Regions from separate parts of the Homo sapiens genome. Here all the other regions are linked to region 1. A link is a contact called in ENCODE Hi-C data. All regions are on one chromosome and are shown on one strand. Each heading gives the region's core, a stretch centred on a gene start or an enhancer-like site at or near the end of the contact. The rest is flanking DNA. Distances are from core to core; before and after follow the strand shown.

Region 1 (3,800 bases), core at 121-2,620:
AAAAAAAAAAAAAAAAAAGCCGGATGTGGTAACGTATGCCTGTAATCCCAGCTACCTAGCTGCTCAGGAGGCTGAGGCAGGACAATCACTTGAACCTGGGAGGTAGAGGCTGCAGTGAACCGAGACAGCGCCACTGCACTCCAGCCTGGGCGACAGATCAAAACTCTGTTCTCAAAAATAAATAAAAAATAAAAAACAAAACAACAACAACAACAAAAAATCCATGTGTGCAGAGTGGTTGACATGTCACTATGTGTTCCAGTAGCTCAGCTTGCTAAGTGCAGAACTTGAGACACAGTGTTTTAGTTCTGAAGGGGGGTAGGGATGGGAGTAATCCAAATGTTGGGTAATTCAGTAATTGGACACACCTGACTTTTGAACACATTATGTGATTGAGGTTAGTATTAACATCTTGCCACTGCCTATTAACATTTTGCAAGGGTAGATAGTTTCCTTCATCAGATACATATCGAAAGCAGTTTAGTTGCTCATACCAGAAGAGGGAAGTCAAGCTGGGTTTAACAATGTGTTGTGAGTTGCTGGGGAGATGACTAAGAGAAGATTGACAGATAGATGGTTTGAGGGAGTTAGGAAAAGCACTGTTTGAAATGTTCCCTGGGAGTTCAGAAGAGTGACGGGAGTGGCCCTGCCAGTGTGGTCAAGATTTACTCCTCCTTGAAGATGTGAAACCTCCTAGAAACAAGGAAAATAAGCTGGGAGGCAGAATGATTTTTATTTGGGGACATCCTCCCCTATAAAGGCAGGAACTGCTAAAGGGTTTGGGAAGAGGAAATCCTCCTTCAGCTTGTATCAGAATTACCTGGCTTGTGGGTTAAACATATACACCCCCAGGCCCTACCGCTATATGACTGAATCTGTTCCCCGCCGGAACTAGGCCCTGAAATCTATACGTGTGATAGGTGTTTCCACGGCTGTTACATCTAAAAATCACCCCGCAACTCTGCGTCTGAGAAAGTCAAGAGAAGGCTCCTGGGGGGAGGGAAGTACTGGCAGAGGGCTCACAAGGGCAGGGGTAGCCATGCAGCCTGTCCTTCCCATTCAACTGTAAAATGGAGAAAATAACAGAGCCTGCTTCCTAGGGTGGTCAAGAGGGGTAAGTTAGCAAATACCTGCATGAGCTCCAAGGGGTGCCTGGGCACGGTAGCGCTGCGCCTTGCTGGCGGGCGGGGGGTGCCGCCCGCCCGCCCGCCGCAGAGGGGAGCTCCCGCCTCCAGGCCCTCCACCCGCGCCCCCTCCCCTCGGGATTCGGCCGAGCGCCCTACCTGGGCTGCAGCCAGGCGGGCAGCGCCAAGGGCCCCATGGGCCGCCGCCGCCAGGGCTTCCAGCGCGGTCCAGGAAGGAGTACCGGGGAGGAGGCAGGGGCGGCCCCGCGGCTGGGCGCGGAAGGGCGGGGCCTCTCCACACTCAGCAGTTTACAAAAAGAAAAAGCCCGAGGTCGTGCGTTGGGGAAGAGATGAAAACGAAGTTCTCGAAGTTTCTGCAGCACTGCTAGAGCGCGTCAGGGCGCAAGGCTGGGAGGCGGCTCGCGTTCCCGGTGGGGTTACCAAACTCTGGTTACAGCTTCCTAATCTTTGTGTTGAGACCCCCTTGCAAGCCTTCTGGAAATTAATGCATCTGGGCGATTTCCGGGGCCTCCGAACTCGCTGAAGCCCATCCCCAAACCTCCCGAGATGAGTGGATTCCAGGGTGGGCTCTGCTCAATGCCCACCGGTGAGCCAGGTTCAGACACGAAGCTTGTGCCGGGCGCAGTGGCTAATGCCTATAATCCCAGCACTTTGGGAGGCCGAGGCGGGAGGATCTTTTGAGCCCAGGAGTTCGAGACCAGCCTGGGCAACATAGCGAAAACGCGTCTCTACTAAATGTACAAAAATTAGTCGGGCATGGTGACGCGGGCCTGTGGTCCCAGCTACTCCAGAGGCTGAGGTGGGAGGATCGCTTGAGCCTGGGAGGTCGAGGCTGCAATGAGCCAAGATCACGCGGCTACACTCCAGCCTGGGTAACAGAGCGAGATCCTGTCTCAAAAAATAAATAAAAATAAAACGAAGTTTGTAGCACACCTCCCCAACACTTTTTCAGCTAGGGGCCTGATTCCTCTTCTATCAGGCCTCCCTGCTCTCTAATCTCCCTTGGGTTCTCACTGGTGCCTGCAAATCTTTATTCACGTTGTGTTAATTTCTCTAGCCTATGCCCAGCACTGCTACAACCCCTTCGTGATCTCTCAGGCTTATGACATCACTGTCTCCGTACACAGATGACCCACCCTCCTGCTTTGCTAATAAGATCCAGCCCATCTTCAAGCTCCTCTGCCCAGAAAGGGAAACGTTAAAACAAAAACAGAAACATCTAAGAAGGCACTTGCAAGTAAGTGGGACAATGGCACCTGGTTTTGGAGTTGGAAGTTAGCGCCCCCATTTTTACCAAAAGGGAAGTTGAGGCATTAAAAAAATGTTAAGTCACTTGGCACAGGTCACACAATTGATAAAATGGCAGTATCAGAACTTCAAGGTTGGTGGGATTTCTTGTTTGTTTCCCATTAGGCCGTGGCTTCCTTTTTTCATAGTCCATTCCATTCACTATGCCTACCTCTCACCTCTACATTTCTCTGCACCTTCTCTCATACCCTGCCCTCAGTCGGAGGTTAACCCCAACTTTGTGTTTACCAGTCCCTTCTCAGACTCACTGCATCAGTAGTTAACCATCGCCTCTTCTTGCATCGTCATCCCCTCCTTTCCATTGGCTTTCACTGCACTTTAGGGACATAGACAACTCTCTCTTAGCATATAATTAAACATTGTATTCTTTCTGTTTCTCTCTCAATGGAATCTTCTAATAACTCCCTGCCTGCCTTCTCTGATCAGGTGCTTCTTTCATTTCCTACCATCTTCCTGTTCCATAATACCTTACAGTTTGACTCTCCTGACACTGCTCCGTCCGCGAGCATGTTAATTTTTCGCCGAATCCCTATCCTGTATCACCTTGCAGGATGATGCCCCACGGTCCTTGCTTTTACAGAACATTTGATCTAAAGGGTAAACTGGTGGCTAACCCATTATCAATGCTATCTCTGATCAGGTTAAGCAGCAAGAGAGAAAGTAAAGTCCCAGATGGCCTGCAGTGGGGCAGGAGGGAGAAGGTGGAAAGCCTGCCCAGAAGAATTGATCCTTTGTCACCAAACACAGCCCCTGCATCCACATCCTCATTGACAGGTCTGCTGCATTTTACCAGTTCTGTCTGTCTGCCATTTACCCCTGAAGTTCTACATATTCTACGTCTCTTGCCTTATGTCCCTTCTGTCTCTCTGGATGGGTCTTCTTCTCCTGCTGTATTTCCTCAAAAGTCTGCCCTTAGTCACCATCCATTTGTCACCATGTTATCCCTCAGCATAGACAACCACACATGGCTTTATCTCCATGTGGACAACTTTTGACTATTATTTTCAGCCCTTTCTTCTTTTATGAATACTATCTCTGGCCTTTGAGCAGCTTTTGGATATTTCCTCATGAAAGTCCTATTGTTTGGACTATCTTTGGAACGTCTTCCAATTCAACCTATTTAAAATAAGCATACTATCTCTCTTCCTAAATCATTATTTCCCACAGAAAGACCACCATTTTTCTAGCCACTTGATTTTAAATTGGGGAGTCATCATTAAGCACCCCATCCAATCAAATTCGATTGATCCCATCCTTTCCAGATCTCCTACTAATCAGTAGTGTTCTTTGTCCATTCCTTATTTTCCAGTACCTGGGTGAGGAGTAATTGGCCTCCCTCACATCCAT
Region 2 (4,322 bases), core at 752-3,251, 1.5 Mb before region 1:
CCTGCCTCAGCCTCCTGAGTAATCGGGACTACAGGTAGGCACCACCATACCTGGTGAATTTAAATTTTTTTTTTTTTTTTTTTTTTTTTTTTTAGATAGGGTCTCACTGTCACTCTGTCAACCAGTCTGGAGTGCAGTGTTGTGATTTCGGCTCACTATAACCTCCGTCTCCCAGGCTCAAGCGATCCTCCCACCTCAGCCTCTCCAGTAGTTGGACTATGGGCATGCACCACCATGCCCAGCTAATGTAATTTTTTTTTTTTTTGGTATCTTGTAGAGATAGGTTTTCACCATGTTGCCCAGGCTGGTCTTGAACAACTGAGCTCAAGAGATCCGCCCATCTTGGCCTCCCAAAGTGCTGGGATTATAAGCATGAGACACCACACCTGGCCAATTTTTTTTTTTTTTTTTTGTTTCAAGTTTTCACAGTGTTGCCCAGGCTGGTCTCAAATCCCTGGCCTCAAGCAATTCTCTCACCTCAGTCTCCCAAACTGTTGGAATTACAGGTGTGAGCCACAGCACCTGGTCACCTGCAACATTTCAAGTGTTCAATAGTCACGAGTGGCTAGTGGCTACAGACAAAGGACATTTCTATCACAGTTCTTTTAGACAGTGCTAAGAGTGGCCCAGTAGAATTTAGAAGAAAGACATGGTCTTCTTTGTCACATGGGCCTTAGTCCTAATCTCATTTCTTCTAAGTAGTGAGATGACTTTGGGCAAGTCATTTGACTTCCCTAAGGGCTCAGTTCCTGCGTCTGTTAATGGGGTACTTCTACTTGCATAACAGGGTCCTTCTGAGAGTTCTGGCATCAGTGCTCAATTGGCAATAACCTCCTTTGTCCTGCACCTCCTGCCAAACAACCTATTTCTCTTAATCCCTAGATCACCTGTATTACTAGAAGCTCATTTTGAGCTTGAAGGTCTGGCCAGGAGCAGAGGGAATCACCTTTCCCTCAATGGTAGAGAGGGGAATTTGTGATATCCTGAGATTCTAAGATTGTGATACCTGCCCAGGCAGGGAGGGGATAGGCTTTGCTTCTTCTGCACACCTTGCCTTTATCTCAACTCATTTCTTCTCTCAGTCACTGCCTGAAATGAATGAGTGTGTTGAAATGAGTAATATTTGGAGTTTCAAATGAATAATTGTTACATAAATCATTAGTTCTCAAATTTTAGTGGACATCAGAATCACCTGGAGGGCTTGTCAAAGCACGGATTTCTGGGCTCCACCCCCAGAGTTTCAGGGTCTGCAGGTCTGATGTGGGGCCTGGGAATTTGTGTATGCATTCCCAGGTGCTGCTACTCCTGGTGGCGGTCTGCAGTGTACCTGAGTCATGGAAGCTGGAGCATTTTTATAAGCAAAGATTAAATTGTATCCTTGCTTTACACAGAGGATACCCAGCACGTTCTTGAGGGCATGAGAATTCCTTATAACATTGTTATAATTGTGATTTCATTGTCAAAATAGAAAAGATTCACCCCGATTGTGGATTATAGATTATCTTTGTTTCCTTCATTTTTTTTTTTCTTTTTACAAACCCTTGTATCAAGAAGTGCTGACTTACAATAGAGGACGGCGAGGGAGCTGCTCTGCTACATACAAAATTCCCAGCCAGAAGCAGGTGGTCTACCAGTGGTTTACCACCAGGTTCCCCACAAAACTGGCAGTGCATGAATGGCATAGATGACGGTCTCCAAGCCAACTGCAGCATGTAGATTTCAGTGCCTGCTTTTGCATTTGTATGTACAATCACATTATTACCAAGCAATTTCCAGAACTGGCAACATTTGACTTTTGACCTAGTGTTTCTCAAATTGTCTCTTCCCTTTCTGGTGATACCATGGCTGTAGCTGGACCCCTGGGCCTTCCCTATCCCTGCTCCTGTTTTGTTACTCCCAGGCTACTTGGTGGGAAAGTGAGACATTTCATTTTCAGGGCATTTTTGGTGGGTGAGCGTCGTAATCTACGATTTTGCCTGTAGAGGGCAGCAGCACCAAGAACTTCTGGCTGCATTTTCAGTGTCAAGCGTCAGCCTGGTATCTCTCTGTTCCTTCCATCCCTCTTGTCACCTTGCCCTTTTTTTCTGGAAGTCACATCTAAAAAAGATATTTGCAAAGTACCCCGGTTGCCTCGGCAACTGGTGCTCAGGAAGGCGGCCTGGGGTGTAGCAGCGGTGTTGGCTGGACGCCCACCTGCTTTCAGCGTGGCTGAGGGGACTGCCCCCACCCCACAGCCTGGCCACCTGGCAATGCCCAGTGACTGTGGGAGGTGGCTGTCTGGGAAGCCTGTTCTCGCTGCCGACTTCTGGGGCTTTGCTCGCACATATCCTCTTTTGCTTTCTTGTCCCCAAAATGCCTCTTCCCAGAAAGAATCTGAGTCAGTCTCTCGTCATTAGATTAGTTCCTGCCAAACTACGGCAGATGTCAAAGCAGCTGATAGGAAGATTATGATTCTCCCTTTCGCAACCCCAACAGAAAAAGCGGAGTAAAGAACCCGAGCGGAGAAGGTTGTCAGGCAAAGTTCCGATGAGGAGGGAAGATGGTTCTATTTTGGCAGCTCAGTAACCATATTCCCATTCCCTCTGCCCCATTCAACATGGAGATGCAGGAAGGAGTCCCCCTTAACTCCCTGTCTGAACAGCCCAGGATCTTTGGATTTAATGTTGCCTTAAAACAAGAACAGTTTCCTTTCTTTCAATAGACACCCCTTGACTTGGCCCACATGCTTGTGGATGTAATGGATTTTCTGAGGAGTATTTTTCCTGGTCTAGTGCTGTCTTTCCTGCATGAACTCACTCATACTCTCTCAGTTGCACACACGGGTTTCAATTTATCTTCTTCCTGTCAGACAGCACCTGTTCTGTCACAAGTGAGCGATAACTCCTGACAATTTCTTCTCCTGAGGCTCACAGGGAAGGAAGTTCTCTGAACCTCCTGGTTGAGGAGCCACTCTGCAGTGGTCTCAGGAGTTCATTTGGTTTGGAACCCTCCTAGTGTAACCCTACTCTTGTCCCGGAGTGAACCCTTTCTCCTTAAGGAGATGGCACAAGATCTTAGACACATCTTAGATCCAAGACCCCAGACAAAATGGCTCAGTTCAGAAAAGACTCAAGTCATCAGGATGGTAAAGTGGGCTCAGGAAGTCCTGCAGCCACCTGGGCATCCTTTGTGGGGAAGAAGTCAGCAGTGGCCCCAGGAAAAAAAACTAGATCAAATCCAGGGGGTCAGGGCAGAAGTGGCCTGGCCTTGTGTTGTGCCAAACCCCTATTAACCTCAATAGGGAAGGCACTAGGTTCAGGAGGCTGAAGAAGAGACTCAGAGCCAGCAAAGGAGACATGGTGTTTTTTTTGGAGATGGAGTCTTTCTCTGTCACCCAGGCTGGAGTGCAGTGGTGTGGTCTTGGCTCACTGCAACCTCCGCCTCCTGGGTTCAAGCGATTCTCCTGCCTCAGTCTCCCAAGTAGCTGGGATTACAGGCACGTGCCACCACACCCAGCTAATTTTTGTATTTTTAGTAGAGACAGGGTTTTACCATGCTGGCCAGGCTGGTCTTGAACTCCTGACCTCCGGTGATCCCTCCTGCCTTGGCCTCTCAAAGTACTGAGATTACAGGCATGAGCCACCATGCCCGGCCAATGTGGGGGTTTTATTAGGGGCTCACATACAGGGGAGAGAGTCCAGTGGTGGTGTGCTGGACAAGATAGCCACCTTACAAACAGTCCAGTGGCAGCAGGCTGGGCAGGAAAACCGTAACTGCTTGCAAACAGTGTGCAGTTTAAATAGCGTTTTCACCTAACACCCTCCCCTTAATGACCTCCACCTGGCAACCTTTGTTTAGCCCAAAACTCAGGGCCTCAATCCCTTGTATGGCCCGCATTCCATGGGATGGGTGGGGGGCTCGGATGTTCATCACTGATAAGGTATGAATCTCCAGGTTGGCCATGCCGGATTCCTTAGCTTGAAACACACATTCAGATGTGTCTGCCATACAGGGTCATCCTCAGGGTCTGCTTATGTTATTGCTATCAGGTGTGTTTACCCTCCACGCAGCATGTATCATGCAGCCTGTATCAGCCACAAGTGTCCAGGTGGGAGAGCAACTGGTGGGGGCGCTGTGGCAGCGGGCAGGAGGGAGGGAGGCTGACTGGTGTTGGAATGCCTGTGCCTCTCTGTTGACTGCCTTTTCCCTCCTGGGTTCTACTTCTCTGGTCTCTCACGCCAGGCATCCCCTAAGTCTTTCTTTCCCATCAGAACTTTCCTCCTTTCACACTGAGGTGCAAATGGTTGATAACAGTTGAGAGTGACAGTTCCTGAGAGCTTTCT
Region 3 (4,155 bases), core at 1,461-3,960, 1.9 Mb before region 1:
AAAAAAAAAAGAATTAAAACTAGCCAGGCGTGGCAGCAGGCACCTGTAATTCCAGCTATTCGGGAGGCTGAAGTGGAAGGAAGGATCGCTTGAGCCCAGGAGATGGAGGCTGCAGTGAGCCACATTCAGGCCACTGCACTCCAGCCTGAGAGACAGAGCCAGACTATCTCAAAAAATAAAAACAAAAAAGTAAATTTAATGCCACATCCATGTTGAAAGCATTTAAAGTGGACATGTGTTACAAGATGGTGGATCCTGCAGAGAAAAGGGAATGCTTGTACTTTGTTGGTGGAATGTAAAGTAGTACAGCCATTATGGGAAACCATAGGCTCCTTAAAAAACTAAAAATAGAAGTACCCTATGATCCAGCAATCCCACTGCTGGGTATATATCCAAAAGGAAGGAGATCAGTATATGAAAGAGGCATCTGCACTCCCATGTTTAGTGACACATTATTCACAATAGTCGAGATACAGAATCAACCTAAGTTGAATGGATAAAGAAAACAGATGAATGGATAAAGAAATTGTGGTATATATACACAATGGAATATTATTCAGCCACACAAAAAGAAGAAAATCCTGTCATCTGCAGCAACATGGATGGGACTGGAGGTCATTATCTTAAGTAAAATAAACCAGGCACGGAAAGACAAATATCACATGTTCTCACATGTGAAAGCAAAAAAAGTGGACCTCATGGAGGTAGGGAGTAGAATGGTGGTTAACACAGTCTAGGAAAGGAAAAGGAGAGAAGGAGGGAGGAAGAGAAGTTGATTAATGGGTACAAATATACAGTTAGATAGAAGGAATAAGTTCTAGTGTTCAATAGTACATAAGTGAAACTATAGTTAAAAATAATTTATTGTGTATTTTAAAATAGCTAGAAAAGAACTGAAATGTTTCCAACACAAAGGAAAGATAAATGTTTGAGATGATGGCTATCCCATTTATCCTGATCTGATCCTTATACATTGTATAAGTGTATCAAAATATCAAAATTTTATATCCCCAAAATATGTACAACTATGAACATAAATAAAACAGGCCAGGCTCGGTGGCTCACATCTGTAATCCCAGCACTTGGAGTGGCCAAGGCGGGGGGATTGCTGGAGGCCAGGAGCTCAAGACCAGCCTGGGCAACATGCCGACCCTAGGCATGGTGCCACGCACCTGTAGTCCCAGCTACTCAGGAGGGTGAAGTGGGAGGATCGCCTGAGCCCAGGAGTTGGAGGCTGCAGTGAGCTGTGATCGCACAACTGCACTCCAGACTGGGCGACAGAGTGGGAGACCCTGTCTCAAAACAAAAAACAATGGCTCATATCTATAATCCCAGCACTTTGGAAGACCGAAGCAGGAGGATTGCTTGAGCCCAGGAATTTTGAGACCAGCCTGGGCAACATGGTTAGCTACTGTCTCTAAAATAATAATACTTTAAAAAAATAGAGGCCGGGCACGGTGGCTCACGCCTGTAATCCCAGCACTTTGGGAGGCCGAGGCAGGTGGATCATGAGCTCAGGAGATCGAGACCATCCTGGCCAACATGGTGAAACCCCGTCTCTACTAAAGATACAAAAATTGGTTGGGCGTGGTGGCAAGTGCCTGTAATCCCAGCTACTCGGGAGGCTGAGGCAGGAGAATCGCTTGAACCAGGGAGTTGGAGGGTGCAGTGAGCCGAGATCGTGCCACTGCACTCCAGCCTGGCAACAGAGGGAGACTCCATATGAAAGAAAAGAATTCCTCTTGGCCTACAGTGGGAATGATTAAATAGAGATACTGGCTAAAGTTGATAAAACAGAAGTGGAAAAAGTAGGGAAGGGGCTTTTACTTTCCATACTTTTCTTAAAAGGGTATTTGTTTTTAATACCCTTCTCCGTTGTTTTATGCTAACTCCAACATGCCTTACTAATTAAAAAATTAAAAATTATAAAATTAAACAACCACCTTCAAAGGCTCCCTTGAGTCCAAAAGGTGTTTTGTACATATGGTTCCCATGCTCTTCCACTACCACCCGCCATCCCTCCCACTACTTCACAGACCACCCCTCCACCACATAGGCAGAGTTAAGCTGCTCCTCCAGTCTTGCACTCTCCCCATCTGCAGACTTTTGCACTCCCCTACAGAGCGCTTCCGGCACTCTTGCATTATTTACTGTCTGTCTCTGCCCCTAGGCTGGCAGCAACTGGGAGTAGGAACTTTGGAGCCAATGCCTGGCACAGAGTAACTGCTCAACCAATTCTGATTAATCAACCTCCGGGGTCTACAAAAGGGGGAGTCCCCCGGCGTCCCCCGGTTCAGGCTCCCTCGCCCCGCCGGCCCCGGCCTCCTTACACTCCGAGGTGCGTGTGCGACACGATCTTTCCGCAGGCAATGGTTGCCGGGCCTGGCTCGAAGCCGAGCGCCTGCAGATACATCCAGAGATGCTCCTTCTCGAAAGCGGTGACCGAGGCCGAGCTCATCCTCGCGGTAGGCACGGTGGCTGCAAAGAAAGAAAGCGCAAGCCCAGGGGACTCGGAGGGCCCTCAAGATCCCTCCCTACGGTCAGCCTGAGGTCGCGGTGGTCCTTCCATTGCCAACGCCTGCTCCTTTCACGCCCAGAGCGATTTCGCCTCAAAGGGCCTCACAACCTCCGGGAAATTGAGTTTCTAACGGTATAGTGCGGCCACCACTGCCTCAGCGAAGCCACCACAAACCGAGACTCCCGCCCTTAAGGAAGAGCAGTGTGCGCCGGCGCCGCCAGGCGTCCGAGGGAGGAGGGACTTCCGGCAAAGACTATATCTCCCGCCATGCAATGCGTCCTTCTCTCCTCCCTTCCGGCCATGCCCAGCCAAGAAACTGCAAGACCCACCGGGCATTGCGCGGCCAGCGACTTGCTCTGCGCTTGCTTAACCGCTGTCGTGCCCAGATCCTCGGGCCTTCGGGTTTCTGATTCTTGGTTAGTGGGGTCCATTTGCTTGTGTATCCTAGTTGTTACGTCACAAAAAAGCCATAAATGGAGCACTATGCCTCGGTGTAGAGTTAAAGCATTGGTTCCATCCTCCGCTATGCTCACTGTGACTCTAATCAAGTCACGTAATCTCTGAGCCTCATTTCTGTCGTTAGCGAAATCTATGTCCTCAAATGCCGGATGTTCCTTTTCCTGCTTTAAATGAAATCTGGCTCTATACTCCCCTGCAGTCCTGCAGTCTTTTTTTTTTTTTTTTTTTTTTTTGAGACGGGGTTTCGCTCTTGTTGCTCAAGTTGGGGTGCAGTGACGCGATTTCGGCTCACTGCAACCTCCGCCTCCCGGGTTCAAGCGATTCTCCTGCCTCAGCCTCCCGAGTAGCTGGGATTAACAGGTGTCCGCCACCACGCCCGGCTAATTTTTTTGTATTTTTAATGGAGACGGGGTTTCACCATGTTGGCTGGCTGGTCTCGAACTCCTGACCTCAGGTTATCTGCCGGTCTTGGCCTCCCAAAGTGCTGGGATTACAGGCGTGAGCCACTGCGCCTGGCCGCCTGCAGTCCTCTTAATTTTTTTTTTTTTTTTTTTTTTTTTTTTGAGACGGAGTCTAGCTCTGTCTCCCAGGCTGGAGTGCAGTGGCGCAATCTCGGCTCACTGCAAGCTCCGCCTCCCAGGTTCACGCCATTCTCCTGCCTCAGCCTCCCGAGTAGCTGGGACTACAGGCTCCCACCACCACGCCGGGCTAATTTTTTGTATTTTTAGTAGAGACGGGGTTTCACCCTGTTAGCCAGGATGGTCTCGATCTCCTGACCTCGTGATCCGCCCTCCTCGGCCTCCCGAAGTGCTGGGATTATAGGCGTGAGCCACCGCACCCGGCCCGTCGTCTTAATTGACAGCTGTTGCCTACCACAAACCCCACTGACAACAGGGCCTGGAAGTGGATTGGGTAACCTGCTTTTAAGTCTCATTGCTACCTCTGGCAATGATTGTCTCCTGCCTCACTAAAATCACCTTAATAAAAGAGAGAGAGGCGGGGCACAGTGGCTCACGCCTATAATCCCAGCACTTTGGGAGGCCAAGGTGGGCGGATCACCTGAGGTGGGGAGTTCGAGACCAGCCTGACCAACATGTAGAAACCCCGTCTCTACTAAAAATACAAAATTAGCCGGGCGTGGTAGCGCATGCCTGTAATCCCAGCTCAGCTACTCGGGA

Evidence for each region. A loop is a pair of places that touch in the nucleus more often than their neighbours do. Pooled maps may share reads with other maps.
Region 2: a pooled map shows a loop between it and region 1 (2.0-fold over the local background). The contact joins the enhancer-like site here to the promoter of HACD4 in region 1. A Hi-C loop is called at or near these places in 2 of 50 pooled maps.
Region 3: a loop to region 1 is called in a pooled map, with 6 times the contacts of the local background. The contact joins the promoter of HAUS6 here to the promoter of HACD4 in region 1. A Hi-C loop is called at or near these places in 5 of 50 pooled maps.

Annotation. Positions count from the first base shown.
Region 1 is chr9:21,030,270-21,034,069 of GRCh38, forward strand. HACD4 (3-hydroxyacyl-CoA dehydratase 4) reads right to left here and starts at 1,371. Exons shown (of 7, transcript NM_001010915.5): 1 at 1,284-1,371. The coding sequence starts at 1,321. It overlaps LOC105375989 (a long non-coding RNA gene), which reads left to right and starts at 1,373. Exons shown (of 3, transcript XR_007061435.1): 1 at 1,373-1,731; 2 at 2,203-2,382; 3 at 3,094-3,650. RefSeq lists a silencer at 1,147-1,506 and an enhancer at 1,150-1,710.
Region 2 is chr9:19,491,295-19,495,616 of GRCh38, forward strand. The region is part of intron 4 of LOC105375988 (a long non-coding RNA gene); the gene reads left to right. Among named protein-coding and RNA genes, the nearest start is that of MAP1LC3BP1, 30 kb to the left of the region's middle. RefSeq lists an enhancer at 1,689-2,212. Within about 2 kb of position 2,002, at least 13 of the 41 ENCODE cell types and tissues checked have a DNase peak (open chromatin) inside an H3K27ac peak, as active enhancers do.
Region 3 is chr9:19,100,194-19,104,348 of GRCh38, forward strand. It overlaps HAUS6 (HAUS augmin like complex subunit 6), which reads right to left and starts at 2,711. Exons shown (of 17, transcript NM_017645.5): 1 at 2,331-2,711. The coding sequence starts at 2,458. RefSeq lists an enhancer at 2,390-2,953.